3 separate regions of the Homo sapiens genome follow, and all the other regions are linked to region 1. Evidence: chromatin loops called from intact Hi-C (ENCODE). Cell type or tissue: PC-3. All regions are shown on one strand. Region 1 has its middle 110 kb from the start of TBL1X. Region 2 has its middle 14 kb from the start of FAM9A. Region 3 has its middle 58 kb from the start of LINC03114.

The links. A loop is a pair of places that touch in the nucleus more often than their neighbours do. Peaks named below come from ENCODE experiments on the same cell type or tissue, not always from the same donor. Only the 100,000 strongest peaks of a DNase experiment are listed, where the experiment ranks them.
Region 2: it touches region 1 in a loop (15-fold over the local background); 2 of 110 quality-filtered maps call a loop at or near these places.
Region 3: it touches region 1 in a loop (10-fold over the local background); 6 of 110 quality-filtered maps call a loop at or near these places.

What each region holds. Positions count from the first base shown.
Region 1 is chrX:9,350,509-9,353,008 of GRCh38, reverse strand. No RefSeq gene overlaps it. Among named protein-coding and RNA genes, the nearest start is that of TBL1X, 110 kb to the left of the region's middle. RefSeq lists enhancers at 108-217, 238-297, 1-575. In PC-3, a CTCF peak has its summit at 974 (motif pointing right); a DNase peak (open chromatin) is centred at 978; H3K4me3 peaks cover 757 bases; H3K27ac peaks cover 1,670 bases.
Region 2 is chrX:8,814,162-8,816,661 of GRCh38, reverse strand. No RefSeq gene overlaps it. Among named protein-coding and RNA genes, the nearest start is that of FAM9A, 14 kb to the right of the region's middle. In PC-3, a CTCF peak has its summit at 1,032 (motif pointing right); a DNase peak (open chromatin) is centred at 1,021.
Region 3 is chrX:8,868,052-8,870,551 of GRCh38, reverse strand. No RefSeq gene overlaps it. Among named protein-coding and RNA genes, the nearest start is that of LINC03114, 58 kb to the left of the region's middle. In PC-3, a CTCF peak has its summit at 1,444 (motif pointing left); a DNase peak (open chromatin) is centred at 1,931; H3K4me3 peaks cover 1,122 bases; H3K27ac peaks cover 1,986 bases.

The DNA of each region.
Region 1 (2,500 bases):
AAAGAACTTGCTTTGCCCCATTCAAGCTGCAGGGAAATCTCTTTTGCTAGAGGGTGCAATCAAAGCCGGTGGGGCATCTCCATGCAGTGTGTAGGTCACAAAATAGCTCTGAGGACATTGAAGGCCTGTGGGACGTTGCACAATGACATACTGGACCCGTTAGACACGCAGTGGGTTTCGCTTCCTGTACATTTCTCCGAAAAACCTGCCGAGTCATCGACAGTTATCACCACCTTGCAGAATTTACGAAAGCTTCTAAGCAGTCATCTGAATAGTTTCTTTTGCTTCTAGGGCTCCTTGTACTCCTGTAATTTAAAATTTGTTTAAATAATAAAACCAACACACAATCTGGGGCAAAATTAAAATTCCAGGGAAGGCAGGCCAGGTTTTGCTGGATGGGATCCTTCAAGAAATGTGCAGATAAAACAAGGACCAGCAGCTCCTTTTCCTGAGTCTCCTGAAGCGAACAAGTCATTGTTAGGTGCATGGCTTGATAAAGAGAAGTGACAAGAAGATGGTATTTTAGACACTGAGAAATGAAAGCAAGTGTGCGTCGTGTCTAATGCAAATTACTGCTGCCCCTAGAAAAGAAAGGTGTGTGTGACCATAACGAAAGGAATAAGTTTAAAAAAAATTTGCCAAGTTAGCAGATTTCTGTCTCAAGAATGTAACAAAAACCATTTTTTTATGTTGAGGATTTTTTAAAGTTAAAAACAAGTCATCTCCTAAGAAAAGATAAGAATGTGATTCCTGAGCTGAGGGTATTTGCATTTTGAATTTTTGTTCCTACCTTTCAAGTAGGAATTGTGCCAAGAAAGCATAAACACAGAGAAGGAAATGGGTGTTTGTATTTGTAATACCTGCCTCAGGAGAGGAGAGAAGCCAAGAAGAAAGGGTGTGTGATTAACTCCTGAGCGCACTTGGAACCCAATGCGGCCAGAGATGTGAGTTGTGGGCCAGCAGGTGGATCCCTGTGGCCGCAAAATTTTGCTGTGCGACTGCTTGCATCAGTGGTGTTGTGGACGCCTTTAGGCAAGGTGTGTCTGTGGCTTGCTGGTATTTCAGCCAAGGAATGTGTCAGAGTAAGTTCAGCAGCCACAACAAGAGAGGATGTGTAGTGTTTCTGGGAGGGGCTTGTGTTGTTCTCAATTTCCGGGTACAAGGCTGGGTGCAGTGGCTCACGCCTGTAATCCCAACACTTTGGGAGGCCGAGGCGGGCGGATCACCTGAAGTCAGGGGTTCGAGACCAGCCTGACCAACATGGAGAAACCCCATCTCTACTAAAAATACAAAATTAGCCAGGCGTGGTGGCGCATGCTTGTAATCCCAGCTCCTCGGGAGGCTGAGGCAGGAGAATCGCTTGAACGTGGGAGGTGGAGGTCACGGTGAGCCGAGATCGCGCCACTGCACTCTAGCCTGGGCAACAAGAGCGAAACTCTGTCTCAAAAAAAAAAAAAAAAAAAAAAACTCCGAGGACAGAGTGATGTTAGACCAGACAGTGGGTCTCAAACTGTGGGTGTGTTTCAGCCACCTGTGATGCGTGTTACAAAGGCAGTCACCTAAGATCTCACCCTGGAGCTGGGATCCATGGAGCTGGGCAGGTTGAGGTGGTTCCAAGTTCAGTACAGGTGGTTCAAGGTCCCTACTCTGAGAAACTGACATCAAATGAAAGAAGACAAGTTTAGCGTGACAGTCCTTTATCTTCACACCTCATAATTGGCAAGCCACACTGCTTAGCCACATTCAAAGTCACTGGCAAGTGATTTTATTTTATTTTCAAGCGTGGGACAACTTAATTTTGTGAAATGTATATTTTTTGGTCATAGCATAAGCTACCACTCCTCAGTTCTTTTTGGCTGTTTTACAAACCAGTCAGGAAATGTATGGCAAAAACAGCAAAAGGAAAGTCGATTTTAAAAATGTACGATGCATGTTTTCGTTGTATAGACATTAATAATGAAAACAAAAGGAAAATTTTGGCTCTCGAGAAAAATGGAAGTGCCTAAAACGTTAATTTTTTTTCTTTTTTTCCAAATACCCAGACGTCAAGGAGACTAAAATGTAAATTTTAACCTAAAAGTATGAATGTTTTGGGTAGCTGGTTATAGTATCATCCTTGTGATTTGGAAAACATTCTAATGTAACCTTTCCCTGATTATATAGAGATTAGCTAGTATTTTATGTGTAAGCAGGGCCAGCTTTGCTGCCTTGTGACAGTTCAGTCCCACATGGACTGGTTTAATGTTCTGCAACCTCCATATTGCAATGCCTCATCATGTTGTCTTTGAGTTTGTATTTTGAAAGCGACGGTCTGACAGGACAGTGGAGCATGAGCCCAGGGCTTGGAGGTGCCACCTCCCTGCCTCCCAGGATGGACTCTCTGTGCTCCACTTCCCTGCCCCCATCCAATGATGTGGCTACTCTCTGCCTTCTGGCAGGCGCGGAGAGGTTCAGGTCAGCAGGCATGTGCCCCACCTGCCAAGTCGTGGGTGGGACCCCG
Region 2 (2,500 bases), 540 kb after region 1:
AATTATTATTTAAAAGCTTTTAATATCATGATGACTATTTGGATTTGTAAAGTTGATGTTCAAAATGCTTTTAGGCTACAAGAGACAGAAAGGGGCTTATGACCTTCAAAAGGGAAGGGATTTATCACCCACTTGTCTGCAGGCCCCTATGGCTAAAGGGGGAACCTTAATTAACTTCCTGAGAGCTCGATTTTAGGGAATTGGATCAGCTCTGTACAACAGTGGTATTCAAACATTTTTACCTGAATACTCTCTAAAAGAATCTTGCCAACCTGTGCATCTCCCGGCACATTTTAGTTACATCTACAATTTGACATCATAATTTTAACTAGATGGAAAGAATGAAATTTCTGGCATATTCCAAATGTAAATATTTAAAGACAGAGCTGCAACATCACGCTTTTAAACTTTTCCGATGTAAGCTAATTATCATAACAGTTTGACACCTGTTATAGTTAATTAAAATCCCTAAAAATGCTCTTCTTTAACAGGGGAGAATTTTCAATCATTTGTTTTTTTCCTTGGGGTTTAATTTCTATTCTGCTCTCCTCAGACAATTTTATCTTAAAGTTATATTATTTGATATTTGAAAATCTTTTATTGATAACTTATTTTACTTACCTAAAACAAAACTGCATCAAATTGTAAATATTTACTTTTCAAAAATTCTTGCAACCACAAGACTCTAAGAGTTTAAAAACTTTCCTGTAGCTTGTGTTATTAATACATTTATTATTATCACATAGTTAATCAAAACAACATAAGATACAGCATTTAAAATATAAGTATATATGATTAAAACATAAACATTGATCATTTTTCAATAAAATTCATTGACATGAATCTCTTAATGGGATCAGTGGAGGTTTCCTCCATTTTTCTGTTATTATTTATTTACATATTCATATATAATGGTCTCTCACCTTTGGCACTATTGACATTGGGGGCTGGATAATTCCTGGAGGGGAGGGAGGACTGTCCTGTGTATTCATTGTAGGATGTTTTGCTGCATTCCTGGCTTCTACCACTAGATGTCAGTAGTATATTCCTAGTTGTGGTGACCAAAAGTACCTCCACACTGCCAAATCTTCCCTGAACAATCCCCCTCCTCATGAGAACCACTATTGACCATTCCTTCAATTTGGAGAACACAAAGATTTGGAAACACTGAATTTCAAAGGGATTTATTACTCATTACTATGAGTATTAATTTTACATGTTAATCTTTCCTATAGAGGGATTTTTTTATTCCAATAAACACAGGGTTGAGAACAATTGTAATATTGTTGAATTATAATAAGCCTTTCCCAAGGTGATATTTTTTAAAATAAAAATCTACTTTATGCATGTTTTTGTCAAAATCTTAGATCTATGTGCAAGGCTTTCCAATATATGGGAAATTTCAAATTAGTCCTCTTTTCAGTTAGCAAATCAGTCCTCTTTTCGAAGTACTCAGGCCAGGCATGGCTCACGCCTTTAATCTTTGTACTTTGGGAGGCCAAGGGGAGAGGAATCCTTGCTGCCAGGAGTTCGAGATCAGCCTGAGCAACACAGTGAGATTCTGTCTCCACACACACAAAAAATTTTAAATTAAGAAGTGAGCCAGACTTGGTGGTGCTGTAGTCCCAGCTTCTCAGGAGGCTGAGGTGGGAGAATTGACTGAGCCTGGGAGGTCAAGGCTGCAGTGAGCTATGATAGCACCACTGCACTCCAACCTGGATGATAGAGTGACAAAACAAAAACAAAAACAAAACAAAGTACTTAACCATATCAGACCTCCTTTTGTCAAAACAGTCAGGCTAAATAGTTCAATTCAAATAAATGAGCTACTATGCCTTTCATAAAACATGATAAGACCTACTGAGAAATAGATTACAATAGACATTTTTATAAGACTGATTAACAAAAGCAATCAACAGCTAATTAAATGAGCCTATCCACTTTTTATTATAGACTACATAAACAAGAATAAATCTGTATGTTGTTCCGCATTTTAAAATTTGCAGTATTGTAGTGTGATGTAAAAAACTACAAGTTCTTATTAAGCAGGGAATATGATAAATGGCATAATATTCTTTTGGTAAATATGGGTGTTGGTGTTAGGCTTTTGGGAATAATTAATTAAGGACCATCTATAATAATTCAGACTTAAATCTACTAATTCTGTTAGGCATTATGATCTTACTTTTCCTGTTTGTTGCATAAAAAAAATAAAGAATACAAAACTAAAAGTTAATCAGCCCAGTAGCCCATATAATTTTATGTGCTATTAATGGGAGAATATTAAACATTTTATAAGATGAAATAACATGGGATCGACTATAATTTAAGTATATATAGTATTATGTGTTTTGGTAAATTAGGTTTCCATTGGTATTGAACAACACATGAAATCTAAAAGAAATCATGTAGAATATTTTTATTCTGCATGTTTTAATCCAAAGTAACATGAAGATCTGGTAGATCCATACATCATCAGTTGCATTTGATCAAATCAGGA
Region 3 (2,500 bases), 480 kb after region 1:
AAGAACAGAATTGCTTGTCTATAAAATGGAGACAAAAATTCATTCCTCATAGGGCAGTTGTGAAGATTAAAGAAGATTAGAGATGTCATGATTTTCTTCCTCTTCTCTTTCTCCCCCTCCCTTCTCCCCTCTTCTCTTCCTTTCCTGCTCCTCCTCCACATCCTCCTCCACCTCTTCTTCTTCCTCCTCTCCTCCTTATTCTCCTTTTCCTCCTCCTCATCCTCTCCTGATACTCTAATAAAGCAGTTTGCTGATTTGCTCTTCATTTGAGAAAAATAATATAACCTTATTTTGAATCTGTTTTTAGATCCACATCAAAACAATACCTTTGGAATCAGTGTAATTGCTTGCATTATATACTATAGAGTTGTTATCTTAGATCAATGCATCTCATTATTCCTTTGCTTTTTTTTTCCAGAAAACTTAACCCTCTTATCTAATACAGGAACATCTACCTTGCCAGGATGGCACCATATTTATCTTATCAGAGTCTCTGAAAAATTTTTACAGTATGCCCTTTAGAAATTATGCAAGTCATTCCATTTTTGTAGTCACTTTTGTTAAAACTTTAGACATAGCCAAATTGTTCTGCTTCTGGAGAGCATCCTGGAAAATATTTTTTTCTTCTGGGTGCCTACTAGTGACTCAAACCTGTAGTTCTGGTAGAATTTAAAAATCCTTATAGGCTGAATAACACTCCTTGTCTTGTGCTTGGTTCTTAAGCAAAAATAACTCAGGGTTCAGACTGTGTGTGCAGAGGTGTTCTCAAATGGGGGTAATGGGTTGTAATAATACAAGCAAGCCAATCTCTGTGGTGTCCATCGTTAGCAGGTTGACCAACTCCTCCTGGTTTTAAAACCTTCTCAGTCTGGTGCAAACTGGAGTTGTTGGCCATCCTACCTATTGAAAACACACTAAACACATTTCTGACTTCAAGGTTTATGATGCAACTAAAACAGGAGGCAAGAAAAGGCAAAGTAGGTGAGGTGGGGGTCCTTACTCTATTCCAAGCTTCATTATCTTCAGGGGAGGACATTATTTTTTAAGCATCCAGGGAATGGTGTATTTTTACAATGTATCAAAATAGAGCATATGTGCACATCATTAAATTTCATGAGTAGGCTATTTGCATTTCCCAAATTCTCACTTTGTATCAGGTTGACAGGTATGCAAATGGGAAAAAGACATAAAAACATATTTCAAGTTGTTGATAAGTCTTCTTAGCGTTACACTGGGGTAGACTAATGGTAATTCATGTAGAGGAAATGAGCTGTCTCCATGCCGAATGGCAGCCAGCTGAGCAGATCGCTTGCATTTCAGGTGCTACCATGTTAGGGATCCTTTGTGATTTAAAAAATTTTAAAAAGTTTCCATTTCTCTATGAAGAGTTTCCTTAGGCTACTTATATTAATAATGAGCTGCACAGTGACATCTAGTGTAGGAAGCAGAGAAAAATTAGAGACAACACATAGGTTAGTCACCATCTCATGCAATTTCCAAAAGAACATAATGAATAATACTGAGAAACAACTCTCCTTTTGCTGAACGACCATTCTCTTCCTTTCCTTAATTAGCACTAATGAACAACCTCATGGATATATGCTCAGTTAGGATATCTAACCATAGCAGGGGTTGGAGGTGGAAAATGGGGGCAGCGGGGACAATCTCCATTGATGCTATAAAGTTTAAATCTATCATATAGCTGAGACATTTTCCATCCTGGAGTTCTCTTTCAAAGAACAAATGTCTGATGGGGAACAGAAAGGGAAGATTGTTGCATGAACTCACATGTCTATGGTGTTTCTGACCACCACAGACAGTAGTGATTCACAGCTGAGTGTGTTGGATAGGAGTGGATTAATCTTTGGGGGATGCCACTATCTGTATAGGGCTGGCGGACGTGAGAAGCACAACAGGAAATGCAGGAGTATCTTGCAAGGTATGACGCACGGGGAAATGGGGAGCAGAAAGTGCAGGAGAGGCATTGTCAACACAAACTTTACTCACCTCATAATTTTGATCTAGGGTCAGCATAACTCAGCCTTGTTTAGTATGAGTCATCCCCAGTATTAGTATTATTTTGGTGAACATAACACACCAAAACCATTTAAGAAGTACCTAACTTACATGCAGCCTTGCAAATGCAACCTAATATCCTGTTTTCCAGAGTTTACAAAGTTAATGGGCAACAGTCCATTTTTTTCACAGCTCTCCTCTCTGGCCTCTGCACTCTGACCCGCCAGCCCTTATTCTGCTGCTCAGCACAGCAGTGTGTTCCCATCACAAGGCCTTTGCACTTACTGCTCCCATCACATGGGGTGCTGGCCCTGCTGGTTTCATATGGCTGCACTCAAGTCACCATTATGGTCTTTGCTCAGACTATGCTTCAGAAAAGCCTGTGTGATCAGCACTGGAGGTACAGTAGCCATCCCCTTCACAGGAGCATACATTGTTTATTTTTTAACACTTTACTGAAATACTCTACTTATGTGTCTGCTCA